Linked DNA regions of Mus musculus: region 2 is linked to region 1. A link is a loop called in an ENCODE intact Hi-C map of the cell type or tissue named here. Cell type or tissue: left cerebral cortex. All regions are shown on one strand.

Region 1 (8,000 bases):
TTAGTTTACAAAGTGTCATTAGTACATGCCTGCCAGGTAGTCTCAGGGGCCCAGTAATAATACTGTTACCCACAAGGCAGAGTCGCGGGCATCAGAATAAGGGCAATTGCCTAGGTTAAAGTTTTGGATATTGGACACGTTTTAGCCTCTTTGAATTCCACTAACCTTATAGAGCAGTTCCAAGTCACAGTGAATTTTGTCAGTCAATGGGCTGGTGATGGGCTGGTTACTTTCTATCCTTACCTAGAACAGGGGCCAGGTGTCTAAGCAGAAGCAGCAAGCCTGGCTGGTTTCTGTTTGGGAATGATTAACCTCATCCCCAGGAGCCCTTCCTGGGTCTGATTCCCCAGGTTTTCCTGTTTGACAGAAGCCAGAATCTTTCTTATAAAAATTTTCAGATTCTTTTTTCAATTTTATGGGCATTAGATTACATTTTTCCTAGTGTGCATTTCTTGGGAGAAAACTTTTTTTTTTAAATATTCATCCATATGTTTTCAGGAAGCCTCTATTTTACAGTTCCAGTTTTTGCACTGGAAACTCCCTTGTTCTACAACTAGGAATCTCAGCTGCAGGTTATACACTGAATTTTAAATTCTGTATTCCTGTCTCAAAGCATAAACTCCCATGTCTTTCCTTTTTTCAGTACAACACTTAGAGTGGGCATTCGTGAACAAAGGTCAAGATGAATATGGGTTGCTGGACTGCGGTGACTCTGGCTAATGCCTTCCTGTATCGGTCTTCTTCCATTCCCAGGCCTGAGGCCCATGGGGGTTGAACCATGACCCTGTATTCATACCTAACATAAGACTTGGGAGGAGGAAGAGGGGCAAGGAGTGGAAGGGACTAGGTCCCAATGAAACCTTAATTTCAGGGGGTCCGTAATCCAGGAAACAGTCCATTTGTTAGCAGTGTCTCTGGATTCTTTCTTGAGTTAGGTGTGGTGGATCTATGCTGTGATGCCAGCTACCTTCACCACCATAGGAGTCATGACAGTAACCATATAGGGTTCTTTCTAAGTTGGTTTCAGCCAGCCGGTTTGGCTACCTTGTTGACCCAGACAACATCATTGGATTTAAACACGTGCAAACTGGTGATGGACTCAGAGGTTGTCTGGGTCTCTCAGATAGTTTAATGACTAGCATTTTCAGAAGACTGGAGGGCCAACAGAGATTTGAGAAAGAAATGGTTAGAGAGTTCTGACAACTGCTGGTCTCTGAGCCAAGGAATCAGTTGCGGATATCTTCCAAACACAATCTCAAAGAGGGTAAATCTCCCTATATGGGTGCAGTGGGCCCAAAGCAAAGGAAGGCCCTTCCACCCTTCACTAGACTTTAGAGTTTTGTTAAATTTTTTTTTAAACATACTAATTTTTCCTTAGATGCTGAAAACTCTGTGGTCTATATGCACAATGAAATGTTTTTATGTATGTCTAAAACTTTAGCTATTAATTGAGAGGTTTGGGCTCTTAAAGCCAGGCGATTATCAGACTCATAGCTAGGGAGGGGGCAAATCAGGGTACCAATTCGTGGAGGAGCTTTTTAAGCTACTACTATTTGATCAGTTTTATTCCAGGTGGGGGACACGTCTACCCACTTGGAAAAGGTATCTATAAAAATTAGCAAGTATTAGTATCCTGCCCTGGCAGACTGATCTTGGTGAAGTAAGTTTTCTCAGAGTTCACCAGGGGGTTGGTCTCTTTTGTGAACCCTCTTCCTGGGTTCTATTTTGGATTTACCTAAGCACAAACCTGGCATCTGACTAAGACATCCCATACTAGACTGTCCAGTCTAGGTATAACATTCCTTGGTCTGAGCGATTCAAAAACCCACATGAGTAGCCTGATGAAGGCCAGTTACCTGAGTTCTGCCCCTTGTTTCTGAGAGAATAGTCTTTCCCTCTGGTGTCTTCTATCAACCTGTGGGTTTGAGCTGCCCATTTCTTCTTTACTATAGAGTCTCATGCAGCACCAGATCAGGGTATGTCATCAGAATATCATTAGTTTCCACTGGTCTCAGGGCAGCCATTTGTTGGGCAGCCAGGTCAGTGGCCCAGCAGTGGAGGACAGCAATTTGGAGGGGAAGCCAAATAGCTTCTAAGAGGGCCAAGATGTTGTTGTTGTTTTGCTTTTGTTTTTTCCCAGCAGCGAGAAGCCTTCTTTCCCTATAGATCACATCACAGACATGCGGTACTAAAAGCATAGCGACTGTCCGTGTAGATAGCGGTGGACTTTTTTTTTTCCTAAAGATTTATTTATTTATTTTATGTATATGAGTACACTGTTGCTTTCTTCAGACACACCAAAAGAGAGCATTGGGTCTCATTACGAGCAGTCAGTGCTCTTAACCACTGAGCCATCTCCCAGCCCCCAGTGGTGGACTTTCTTTTTCCCCCATCTGAAAGCCTGAATCAGACGAATCAGTTTTGCTTTCTGGGCTGAGGAACCTAGCTTGGGCCCAGATCATTTTGGTTTGAATAACTATTGCAGCTCCTATGTACCTGGTTTCATCTTTCATCTCTTGACAGTTATGGATGAGCACCTGTGGGTGGTCATCAGGAAAGAGGATAGCAGGATTGGGGGGGGGGGCAGTTCTCAAACTGTACTTGAGAGTGGTCCAGTAGTAGAGCCTGGTACTGGGTCACACAGACACTATTAGACAGACAGTCAGGATGCTCAGAAGAGGGACTCAATGGCATGGGGTACTGTAAGTATAAGAGCTACCTTAGTTAGTTAGCTTGTTTGTTTGCTTGTTTGTTTCATTACCAGTTATCACAGCTCTTAGATGGGCCATCCTGTGGGCACAGAGTCCAATCCTTTGGACAGGTATGTCACAGGGTATTTCCATGGCCCCAAAGTTTGAGTTAAAACCCCGCTTTGGCTTTTGTCTTATGGACAAAGAGATGAAAAGGTTTTGAGACATCTGGAAGGACTAGGGCTGGAGCCAAGTCAGAGCTGTTTTTAGGTGCCTTTGTTTAGTCTCAGTCCAGATTAGGGGCTCAGTGCCCCCCCCCCCCTTGAGCTGGTGTATAGAGGCCTTGCTATTTCCACAAACTCAGGCCAAGAATCCAATAGTTGTTCAATCCCCAAGGCTGAATATCTTAGCATCTTCTGTGGTTTACATTGGAGTCCTGAAGAAGTAGGTTGTAATAGCAGTGACAGAATGCTTTGGCAGCAGAATAGATGAACTTACCATCAAAGAAAGGCAAGCAGGAAAAAAAGCAAAACTTTCTTCCTCTGTGACCTGTTTTTTGTGGATTGCCATCAGAAGGTGTGGCCCAGATTTAAGATGGGCTTTTCTACTTCAAATGATCCAATCAAGGCAATTCTTCACAGGCATGCCCAACAGATTAGGTTTTTAGTTGATTCTAAATGTATTCAAGTTGACAACCCAGACTAGCTGTCACAATTACAATCAGCATAGTGTCTATCGACAGCCACATCCAGTAGTCATGAACACTGATGTAATTATTTTGAAGGTATATTCTAGATGAGTGTATCTCACCCTGTTACTAATTCAACAATGCTCTGTGTGTATAGTTTGCAAATGACGCTGCTTAGTTGCACAGGGACTGTGCAGGGGGTGCAGGATTATTATATTTTAAGAAATAAGCATGTATATCCCTAGGCATTCAGACTTTGCCTCCCCAGGGAACTCAAGGTCACACAGAAAGGTTCTCAACACGTTTACTAGAGATGTGGGAAGAAAATTTGACTTTGTATTAACACAAGCATATTATGAAGTAAAATAGCAAATTCTTAAGACCTGTTACAGAATAAGGATTTCAAAGAGTCTCTGTGCTTGAGGAAACCCTTGCACGCCAACACCTGGCCCCAAGATTCTGAACGCACTTTCTGCTAATGGGCATTATTAGAGAAGCCTTGAGATTTCCACAGGTCAAGTGATATGAACCTAACTTCCAGTGTGCTCTAAGAACCTGAAGAGATTTACAAATCCTATTGAGAAGGTGGATTTCAGCATGCCAGATACTGTTTATAAAGTTGCAAAGATAATGTTATGATTTGCATGCAGAGGGGAGCCAAGCTGCATGGAACTGTCTCCCTCTACAGATTTCTGAAAGCATGATGCTTTCAAAACATCCTATTACTCTACTTTAAATCCCAGCATCAGTGATCTTAAAAACTGATCTGTTTTTGTTGATGCTTCCCAGTTTTGCAATTGACATACTGGAGGTGAAGATGTGCACCCCTAAAGAATTTTGGCTTTAGATCTTAACTTTTAAGACGTTTTCATAATGGAAGGCTTTGAAATGTTAATGAGACTATATGTAAAAATGCACCCTCGCTTGCTGATGCAGTCTTCATTTTTGTGATTTGCATGAGTTTAAACTCAGAACTTATTGGTGAGTTTGCACCTGCATTCCCATTTTAGGGCCCGCTTAGATCTATTTTTACAAAGTCTTCTGTATCGAGTGAATGCCCAAGTTCTACATAATCAGGAAGAACAATGACCCCTAATTGTCGCCAGCTTCACAAATAGTCCAGTAGGAAGAGTTGGATCTGCTTAGCCGTGCAGTCACTGGCAGTCTGCTGACCCCTTTACCCAATGCTTTGCAAGTCTGGGGCTTTAGAATTTGTGTGTGTGTGTGTATATATGTGTATATATATATATATATATGTATATCTTTTAATCTTACTTTGCAAGAAGACAGCGTAGCATCTCCTATTTTGACTCAGTAATCATTTCCTCCTGTTGCAGACCTCAGTCCCATCCACATGTTGAATTATAATGACAAAAACATAACTAATAAAAAGCTATAGGTCCTAAAACTTTTTTGTGAGTATTGGGTAGGGTGCTGGTTTATATGTGTGGCACATGTGTGAGTACACACACACACACACACACACACACACACACAGAGTATGGAGCTCAGTATAGAATGTCCTCCTCCCCTAACATTCCCCAGCCTAGTTTTTGAGGATACTGACAAGCACAGCCTTGCCCAGCTTTTCACATGAGAGCTGGAGATCTGGATATGTTTAACATTTTACCCACAGAGCCAGCTTCCCAGCCCTAGACCTAGACAATCTTGAGTGGGACAGGAACTTCAGTTCTTATTTTGATTTCCTTTCCATTAATGGGCCCATCCAATCAATGAGCCCTTCATTCAGTTCCCTTGCCTCTGCTGTGCACTGTGTACAGGTACTACAAAGAATTCCACAGTTCAGCCTTACTCTAGCCCCTTGAGTGACTGAAGACATATATAGTTGGGTAACATGCTATCAGAGGAGCATATAGAGATGGTGGCTCACTGGGCACCATGTCATTTGGGATGCTGAGCAAATATGGCTAGCAATGCTGTTCTTACAATGGGGTTTCATGTGTCCCAGGCTGATCCCACCTCACTGTGTAGCTGGAGTGATTTTGAACTTCTGGTTCTTCTGCATCTCTCTCCCAGGCTGGGATTACAGGCACCTGCCACCATCCTCCATCACAAAGTGAGACATGAACTGGGACCGTATGCATGCTGAGAAAGGAGTCCATTAAGTGAGCCGTGTCCCTAGCGCAGATTCCAATGTTTTAAGAGCCCCCTAGAAATCTCTTTCAAATAGAATTTCTTACTTCCTAAATGTGGATGCCCAATCTGTAAAAGTAATATGCAGGTGAACCAAACATATGTTCTCTGGTCAAAAATAATAGCAGGCTGCTATTCTGTGATCTCTGGGCAACCAGCTGTCCTAAGACATCGTTTGGTATGATCCTTTCAGCATTCGGGTGAGAATTCCTCACTCACTGTATCCAGACATTTTTTTCCGGTAGATTTCCAAATTCTGAAGGACCAGTAGATATAGATCAGTCTGCCCAGCCATCTGCTAAGCAGGGGAGCCAGGTGAGTAACCAAAGGATGATTAGTGTAATTGGGCAGATGATCAGGCCTTATACTGCAGGTTATCTTATTGGCATCTCAACATTGATATTGACATAAACAGAAAACACCTGTCTGTCTGAAGAATGGTTGCCTGTGTGCATCTCTCACTGTGCAAAGAACCTTAACCCTTACCTGCCTGTGTGCATCTCTCACTGTGCAAGGACATTAACCCTTGCCTGCCTGTGTGCATCCCTCACTGTGCAAAGAACCCTAACCCTTGCCTGCCTGTGTGCATCCCTCACTGTGCAAGGACATTAATCCTTGCCTGTCTGTGTGCATCCCTCACTGTGCAAGGTTATTAACCCTTGCCTGCCTGTGTGCATCCCTCACTGTGCAAGGATATTAACCCTTGCCTGCTTGTGTTCTCTTTATTTTGTTGCTGTTGTTCCTTCACTTGCTTTAGTGTTTGAAGTGACTTGTTTGATGTTGTAGCTATTAAGACCTCTTAGAATCACAAATCACATTGCTTGGCTCTATATGGTGGCAGGGGGTTGAAGTCCCAGCACTGGGAGGCTGAGGCAGGAGGAACTTGGAAGCCAGCTGACCTATCCAGTGAAATGGTATTTCAAAAATATCTAAATTACAAAGATATATTGTTTGACTCTGTGTGCTGTGAATGTGGTCTATTAGAGCAGTTTATCCTTGTGCAACCAGGATGGAAAACAATTCAACATGTACATTATCCTACATGGGCTATTTTTCCTTAGGGCTCAACATGTTTGGCCAAGAGGAACAAAGGAAATGCATATATGATGAGTTAGAGAGCTGCTAGCCCGTGTACAGGGAGCTCCGTCTTCTCACTTGCTTTTGTGCTCTGTGCTCTTGGAAAACACACACAGGTTAACCTGGGCTTCTGTGTCTATCTGAAATTTGAGTTCTTCTGACAGAGATGAGGAAGTAACGTACCATGGAATTCCCCACTAACCTCTCTGAGATGCAGATGCTAAAGAATGCACACAATCCAGTTCAAAGTGGCCTGATTTGCCCTTGAAATTGTTATACCTGGGATACTTCAAACAAAGACACAAGATACTCTGGTCTGGAATTTCTCTCTGTTTGCAAAAACAGAAATATCTCTGCAGAGCACCAAATGCAAAAGCATTTTTCAGCTCCTCTAAAGTGGATAGAGCAAATCCTCTATGTCATATTACAATATCACAGCTAGTTACCTCAAAAGACTATGTTTTAAAATATTCCAGTCTGGGGATCAAACTCAGGGCCTTTTATGTGCTACATAAGTGCTCTACCCCTGACCTACAGCTGAGGCTGTATTTGGTGAAATCTAGAGAGTCTGATGCTGTTAGAATTTAATGGTATAGCACATACAGGAGGGTGGTTGTTGCTGCATGGACTTGGCATTGCCAAGTTAAGGAAGTGAGTTCAGATGCCAGTGTAAAGAGGAAGGAAAGCCGTGTGCTTCTACAGTGCCTCTGAGAACTGAGTTTTATTGGGGGTCATTGTTGGTAACAACATGAAGAGCCAGCCATCACCTGCCTGTTGGGAGAGAGCTGCCTCCAGAAACCCCCACAGTTTACTGTGCTTACATCTCTGCCCCTAACATGTTGTACCTTCTCCTCATTTGTCAGTGGACATCCTGACTGCCCGTCAGAAGAAAGCAGAGGAGCTGAAGAGACTGACTGACCTAGCCAGTCAGATGGCAGAGATGCAGCTGGCCGAACTCAGAGCTGAAATTAAGGTGAGTTCTCTGAACCCAGCTGAACGCTGAGGGACAGACTCCATGCATTTGTTTTGTATCAAGAGACTGCTGCTCTGACACTCTGATACATATACCCAGCTCCCTTCCACTGGGTTGAAATACAGAATGAAGAAGGGTGAAGAAACAGTCACTTCCCTTAAGTAGAGTAGGTTTGAAGGGATGTGTTATTAAAATGGAGAGGGATATGTCAGTCAAGACAAACCCATTAAAGTGTATATAAACACAGTTATCTGTGATATGATTTTTATTCTGCATAACTTACACCTGTGTTTACCAGCATACACCCATGTATATCTTAACAGAAGGTTATAAAGCATCCTTCATATTTTTCTACTTTAATTCCCTCTTTTGATAAGATTACTACCCACAAATATATGTTTATTAGATTTCTTCCACT
Region 2 (8,000 bases), 510 kb before region 1:
TGAGGATCAAAGAAGAACAATTTATCACATTCCTGGGAAGCTACTGCTGTACTGGTGGTAACAGGAGGCTCAGGAACAAAAGGAGCTATTTCCAGATCTGGGAGGTAATGCCAGCAGGTAACTTGTGGGCACTACAGGACTCTGAAGCTTTGAAGACAAGGCCAAAGACAACTTGAATCCCAGTCCTGTCTGTTGAGATCTGCTCAGGTAAATAAAACACCTTTACACCAAGGGAGTGCCAAACGATGCCAAAAGTGTTCATATAACACATTACATCATGTTAATCTGACTATAAATTATTTATTGGTCACTTAATCTCACGATATGGGCAGGATGTAGAAATAATTGTTGTGAGTTGTGACTGCATGAAACTGGAGTTTTTAAGACTGGCAAGTACATCTGGGATAGGTAGCTCGTTTCCTGGAATCGCAGCCTGTAGGAGGCTGAGGCAAGAGGATTGTTATGACCTCAAGGTCAGACTGAGTTACATAAGGAAGTGGAGGCCAGTCAGGACTACACAACAAGGCCTGATTTCAAAGCACCACTACCACCACAGGCACACACAAAATGGTGGCTTAAGTAACAGATGTCAGTCTCTGGTACGAGGGCAAGCCCAAAGTGGAGATGTGTTGGTCTGGTGTATCAAATCACAAAGTCTGCAGGGACCCTGTATCCCTCTAGTCATGGCGGCCTTTGTTAGGGTCAGAACCCTGTTCTCACTGTACAAAGTCGCAGACAGAACTCCATAGTCGGGGGAAAGAACAGAGGCAAGGAAGGAGAGGGGAAAGGGCATGTGTACAAACTGCTTTATTAGATGTTGTCTTGAGACCACCCCTCAAAACATACTTAATCTTCCTGACTAGGGATTAGCCATACATCAGACAATTCTGTTTGTTATGAGAAATGCAGGTTTTTTTTTTTTTTTAGTACTGTACATTTGGTTACCCCAAATGCACTACCACCACCCAAAAGGAAAGAAAGAAAGAAAGAAAGAAAGAAAGAAAGAAAGAAAGAAAGAAAGAGAGAGAGAGAGAGAGAGAAAGAAAAAGAAATGAGAGATAGGATATCTGACATAGGCAGTTAACACTTGGGCTATTTGAATCATGAGCCAGTGTGGATGGATCCCAACATCTGTCTGGCAGGCTTGCCTCTCGCCTCTCTGGCTTCACTAAGAGCAGCCTACAAAGATCCCCTGATTTCTTCCAGCAAGAGTCTGGAAAGAGTCCTGAATATAGCCAAGTCATTTGTAAAAGTACAACAAAGTAGAGTGCCCAAGGAGAGCCTCTTCTTTCCAGAACTGTTTAAATATTGTCCTCAGTGTCACAGGCAGATCTCTGAGGGTTCTTATTCTGCTGTTTCCACCCGGAGCACCTCCTTGCTGGAGAAGCCTGGGTGGTGTTCATTCCATCTTCAGACAAGGGAACCTCATTCTTTGGTGTATTGGACAATCTGGTATCATTTACTAGCTTAGCAAACTGGGACTCTCACTTTTTTGTGAGCCAACAAGAATGAGCAGCCGACAAGTCAGAAACCTCCATAATTATGAACCAAAGTTTTTCTTTCCTTTTATTTTAGGTATTTGTGACAGGATAGCAGGCTGTCTCTGTACTGCAGCTCAGCCACGGGCACGGCTGTGTTGGTCTCAATCACACCTGGCCTGCCCTTCACTCCAGCTCCCGTCCTGGCCTCGCTGAGTCTCCCATGTACACTGCAGTGTTGCATCCAACTGTGAGAGCTGGGAAGCTTTCACAGGGCAAGACTGCCCTGTTGTGCCTGGCCCTCTTTTGACATCCTTCTTATCCTACAACATCGGGATAGCCCCCTCCCAGACAACGGTAACACTGCGATTTCATCTCAAACCAGATGGAATCAAGTCCAATAACTGACCTTGTCAATCAGTTCATTGCCAAGGAAGAGATTTTTGATTATTGCCTTTTAAAGCAAACAACAGCCAACCAAAATGAAAACAAAAAGTTTAAGCCAGGCGTGGTGGCGCACGCCTTTAATTCCAGCACTCGGGAGGCAGAGGCAGGCGGATTTCTGAGTTCGAGGCCAGCCTGGTCTACAAAGTGAGCTCCAGGACAGCCAGGACTATACAGAGAAACCTTGTCTCGAAAATCCAAAAAAAAAAAAAAGTTTAAAATGATGTCAAGTCTAGGTATTTTAGTTCATTTGGTACTTGGAGGCAGGTTTTGTCTTTGGGACCATGTGAAGCAGAAGCACTGTCTGGTGGAGGCTGTCTCATAAGGCCTTGCTGGAATTGTCTTTGACTTCTCCTCTCCCTCTGTCTGGGCCTCAGTCATAATTAGGTCCCTATTGGGCTCATTGACTGGAACTATGCTGCCTCGTTGTGTCCTTTGTCCAAGCCAGCAAGGGCAGTCACTTTGTGAACTCCACCACTTCTGAGAAGACCTTCCTGGACACCTAAGTAAAAGCAATACCAGCCCCTCTCTCAACCCTAATATGTACAAGAATGTCCACCTGTCAGTCCTTGTTATCTCTCAATCCTTGTCTGCCCTGTACGCATTAGAGTTTCTCTCTAGCACCCCACTGTATACATTCTGCTTGACTGAGCTCCATTCAGGACAGGGTTAGCTAAATGTTAGACTACTGACATTTGAGAATACATAATTCTTTTTATTTTAAGATTTATTTATTTATTTATTTATTTATTTACTTACTTACTTATTATGTATAAAACATCTGCCTGCATGTATTCCTGCAGGCCAGAAGAGGACATTAGGTTTCATTACAGATGGCTGTGAGCCACCATGTGTTTGCTGAGAATTGAACCCAGGACCTCTGGAAAAGCAGCCATTAACCTCTGAGCCATCTCTCCAGCCCCCAATACATAATTCTTTTCTGATGGTTTCTGGAAGAGCTGTCCTGTGCAGTGTAGAATATTTAATAGTTTTCTAGCCTTTGACCATTAGACACCTCTATAGAGACAACCAAAACGTCCAGACAGTGCTAAATGTTAAGTACTCATCTGAACACTTAGCTGCTGTTGTAACTGTTAATGTGAGAAACACTTAATTTATCAAAGCTTGTCAGCCCCAACAAAAGCCCCCATTTCCTCAACCCCATCTCCTTCCTCCTTACAGCAACTGACCAATCGTTCCTGACTGTCACGTGAAAGGAAAAGTATCTGCCCAGAACATCCAAGATCAAGTTCTCAGAACAAAGGAGGGACAGAGGGCAGGGGTAAGGGACAAAGACAGGAGGTAGAGGAAGAAGAGGAAGGGGACAAGGGAGAAAGGAGAAAGGAACACGAGGGGAGGGGCATTTGTCCAAGGGGAACAAAAGTCCGCCTCTAGCTAAAGAGGGGACAAATGGCAGATTACAAAGGTAAAGAGGGAACCCCAAGTTAGGAGGATGTGGTTAATTTTAATTGGACATGTTAATTAGGTGAGCCAAAGAGGGCTCTGATTGCTGAACTATAATACTTTGATAGCTGGACCTTGGTAGTCAGCCTCAGAAGTAAGTGGCCAAAAGAACGAACCTTGATGGCTAGCTTTAGGAATGTAATTTATTTTTATTTTATTTTATTTTATTTTTTTAGCAAGGCAGAGGGAATGGGGGAGAAGGGTAAGACCTGCCAGAGCCATGCCCTACATTCTAGAGCTGGCTAGAGTCCCTTCAGTGAAGCCCAGGGCCCACCAATGTGACGAGACACAGTCACCACCTATGTCAGGGATAAAAGACAGAAGCCAGAATATTCTGGCTGAATGTGTTGGTTAGCTGTGTTGGAATTCTGGCACACCATTTAAAAGAAAGAAAGAAGAAAAAAGAAATTACTTTGCTGAATTACTCTTCGTGTGTTCCTTTGTGTGACATAGAGGTTATACTTTTCCCAACACTATGAAGCAAAATTGTCTTATACTAATAGTAGTTGTCATTTATCTATTGCCTACAGTGCCCTAGGGACTCACACTCAATATTTCCAACAAGACTTCCACCTTAAAGAGGGGTTATCATTATCTTCATTTTACAGACAGGGGAATGGGGGCATGGAATGATTTACAAACTTGTCTGGGTTTGTGCCATTGGTAAAATCTAGGCTGCAGAACACTGGGCAAACAGGAGTAGGCACTGCTGTGAGAATCTTTGCCTACCTACCCACTAGAGCAGAGACTGGGAAGCAAGCGAGCTCCCAAGCGGTGCATGCGTTCCGAGTGATGGTGCCAACTTTCCTTTCTAAGCCTTAGTGACTGTTTTCAGTCCTCATCATAACAGTAACAGGATTCTCTTAGAAATTAAATGCAGCCGCATACGTGAAAGTACTTAGCTGGTTTCTGGCACACGGGTCGCTCTGAATTCCTTTTCCTTCCTCTCCATATAGCCCCATGCCCTTAGCACTGAAAGTAGATCCTGAACACCTTGGTCAGACAAGCCCACTGGGAAATCTAACCTTTAAGCGATCTGTACTTTCACAGATCAGAATTGAGCAGAGCAATCTCCCTAGAAACAGCCTGCCATGCTGGCGTCTTGTCCCACATTGCTAATGACCAACAGTACCAGCCATCAGCACTTGCCAGCTAAGCCAAAGGGGGCTTTTAAATCTGCACTGATTGGATGCCATGGGGCTGGGTTGACAAGTAGCCTCCTGCTCCATTTCTAGATGCGAGTCAGTGAATTAATAGCTTGCCCCATTGTTTTCTAACACAGCCAATTAAGTGAACAGTCTGAATGTTTTGGCCAGCAGGCGGCAGCCTTTGCTAACATAATGGTCGGTACTCCTCTGTCTGGCAGAACCCCACCAAAAACTGGGTGCCTGTGAGGTTTACATGGTGTAGCCTTTAAATTGGGACGGGGCACAAATCTTGGCAGATAGAATTCCGAGAACTGGAATGGGGGCAAACCCCGTGTTGGTTTTTATCCATCTCCAGCTGAAATGGAGAGTTTTGATTCAATTGTGAACGCAAGTCAAAGATAATTTGCAGCTCCCACTCGGGACAGCTAGAAACACTGCTCACACTCTTCATTGCTTTAAAACTGCAGTAACTGTGGAACCTGCTGCTAGCTCTTGTTATTTAGCACATTAATATAGAAGTACACATAGAACCATATCACATATCTGTTGGTTTTGTTTTGACATTTTAATACCTACCTTTTGATACCACTGGCTTGCTTTGAGTTGTTATAGACGGTTTTATTTAGTTTTAAGTGTATTTACTTTAAAGCATTTTTTTTAATGATGAGAAATCTACAGACTTCACCACTCTGTCAATAGGTCCATAATTTAAAACCAGTACCAAGAGCATCCAGTGACAAGGCTACCAGAACAGTCTCTAGAAAAAAGAGGATCAAAAGATTTTTTTTTTCTTTTTTGTACTCAGTAGCTGTGACTTTACTCTTATCCTTCCATCTTTTCCAAAGATGTGTGCCATATCTGTATGAAACTGTTTGCAGCGACGCCTGGCAGAGTACACTTTAACCTCAGGGTGAGATTTTGGCGTATTCAGATCACATTACTAACAAAAGCTTCAGTGTCTAGGATGCCTGCCATCCCTGCCTAGGGAAGGAAGAGGCACCCGCTCTTCCAGCTGCTTTCACATCTTTGTTCCGCTTGATTTATTGCCAGGGCTCAGGGATCCCCGTCGACAATTACTTCCTTTTCGGCAAGAAGCCCTGCGTTCCCTCGAAGCGTCACTTCTAGAATCTAGTCTCCTCTTCTTCCTCCCTTAAGAAATATTCTGAAATATGTTTAATAGGAGGGGGAAAAGTGTTCTTAAACACCCCCCTCCCATCTTCTTGTTTCCTTTCTCCCAAGTAAGGGAAGCCACACTAATTGGGCAGACCCAGCCTGGGGCTAGGTACATTGTCCATTTTCCTGATACTTTATCCCTGAGTGTTGTCATGGAGACTACAGGAACCAAACAAGTCCACTGGAGGAATGTTACCTAACACTTTCTCATTCTTGGTCGCTGAACCATCTTCCCAGCTGGATCTTCCAACTGCCTCTATCCCCACTGCTCCCCAGCCTTGCTTTTTCCACCCCTAAGTAAACCTGTTTTTTTCTGCTGTGCTAAAGTACCATAGTCCAGGCAACTTAAGGGAAAGAACTTGTTTTGGCTTACAGTTCCAGAGAGATAAGAGTTCCTGTTGAGTCGGGCGTCATGACGCACACCTTTAATCCCAGCACTTGGGAGGTAGAGGCAGGCAGATTTCTGAGTTCGAGGCCAGCCTGGTCTACGTCTACAAAGTGAGTTCCAGGATAGCCAGGGCTACACAGAGAAACCCTGTCTCGAAAAAACCAAAAAAAAAGTAGAGCCATGGTAACAAGCAGCAGGCACAGCCAGAGTTTGAAGACCAAACTGCAGCCATAAGCACAAAGGGAGAGAAACCAGAAACTGCAGGAGGCTCTTACTTTCAAAGTCCACCCCCAGTGACATACTTCCTGAAGCAAAACCACACCTCTCCAAACACTTTCACCAACCGGGGACTGAGTATTCATACCTGCAATTATTACAGAGGACATTTTCATTTGAACCACTGCTACATCCCGTACTCCCTAAAAAGACACCAACAGCATCTGCAGTGGCAAAAATAACAAAAACAGGAAGATGCTCTCTTATTTCTTGAAGGCTGACGCTGTCCCCGTCATGTGTCCTTTCGACCAGCCATTGAGTATCGGTAGTGCTCACCAAATCTGTATCCATAGGGAAACTGAGACTCCGATCTTTTCCAGAACTTTACACATGTATCCAGGAGAACATTCTGGATTAGGGTGAGTCCTGATTCCATTGTCTGGTTCTTTTGAGATGAGAAGAGGACGTGGAGAGAGGATGAAAATGGGCGCAGTCAGTGGCCATCACAGTTGTGAGCTGAGGAGGTCTGGGACCATCAGAAGCTGGAAGCTGGAAGTGAAGTTTCAGGGGGAACATAGATTGATCATATATTGATTTTTGGAACCATAGATTCCGGAAAGATGAAGGAAAATGATCTAGCTGTTTTGAGACACTAATTTATAGTTCTTTGTTACAACACACTGGGGAAACTAACAGGAAAGCAAACACAAAGTGTTCATTTCACGATGAAGCCAGTGAGGTGGCTCTCACTGCTCTCGCTTGTCAAATGCAGAAACCTGAGCAGAGAGGCAGAGGACTTGCAGAGATTGGCACAGCCTGTGGAGTGTTGGCATTTGAACCTCTGATCTTAGTAACCCTAATGCTTTCCTTTCACTGCCCCTGGGTGTTGGATCTAGTTATCTGTTGACTATGCCTACTGGTTAAAATGATTTACGATCCCATGATAGCTGTGTTGCCAAGGGGAATAAGGACTTTCCAGTGGATCTTCTGTTTCCCCAATGGAGGGAAGATTGAAAGGGAGCTAGCTTCCCCAGCTCCTGGTCTCCACAGGGCTCTGTACCCCAGCGCTTTTCTGGAATGCCTTGGCTTCTTCTCCTCTCTGTCATTCCTATCCAGGCTGTGGAGAGCCTCCTCTGAGGCAAACATCTCCTCTTCAGAGCAAGCCTCCTGTTTCCTAGCAGATCATATCATGAGCATTTTCGTAAGCCAGAGTGGTTCCACAACGTGGCGATACAGTTATCTGCTTGGGAAGAGCAGCAAGTGCTGCTGTGTCCAGGTGCATAATTCTTTTTATTCATAGGGACATTTTTAATAAAATGAACCATTCTCCTGATATAAAATTATTCCATCCCCTGTGGCTCAGGTCAGTCCTTCTCATACCACATGCCCTGTCCCCTGGTGTTTGGGTTCCAGAGATGGCCCACTACAGTGAACTTCAAACCATGTCTGCAAGCTGTCCGGCTGACCTGTGTCAGGGATTCAATGATGTCAGCTCACACAACTCAAGGGCTTGAAGCCTATCAATGTCCCAAATCCCCAGCTTGTCAAAAGTCACCTGGTTTGAACTGACAGCAGGGTTTTCATTTGGGGGGAGAAAAAACACCAAAGGATTTTTACAAGATTTGCTGTAGAAGTGCCAATCCTGTCACTTTAGGTGAAGCTCATACCAGTTCAGGTGGCTGCTCTAGT

Evidence for each region. Peaks named below come from ENCODE experiments on the same cell type or tissue, not always from the same donor. Only the 100,000 strongest peaks of a DNase experiment are listed, where the experiment ranks them.
Region 2: a loop joins it to region 1, with 4 times the contacts of the local background. A loop is called at or near these places in 21 of 42 quality-filtered maps.

The regions. Positions count from the first base shown.
Region 1 is chr1:57,930,440-57,938,439 of GRCm38, forward strand. It overlaps Spats2l (spermatogenesis associated, serine-rich 2-like), which reads left to right. Exons shown (of 14, transcript NM_144882.4): 11 at 7,473-7,582. Among named protein-coding and RNA genes, the nearest start is that of Kctd18, 36 kb to the right of the region's middle. In left cerebral cortex, a CTCF peak has its summit at 4,036; a DNase peak (open chromatin) is centred at 4,377.
Region 2 is chr1:57,424,400-57,432,399 of GRCm38, forward strand. No RefSeq gene overlaps it. Among named protein-coding and RNA genes, the nearest start is that of Gm22371, 6.0 kb to the left of the region's middle. In left cerebral cortex, CTCF peaks have their summits at 4,070 and 4,697 (motif pointing right); DNase peaks (open chromatin) are centred at 4,165, 4,708, 5,561 and 5,858; H3K4me3 peaks cover 920 bases; H3K27ac peaks cover 306 bases.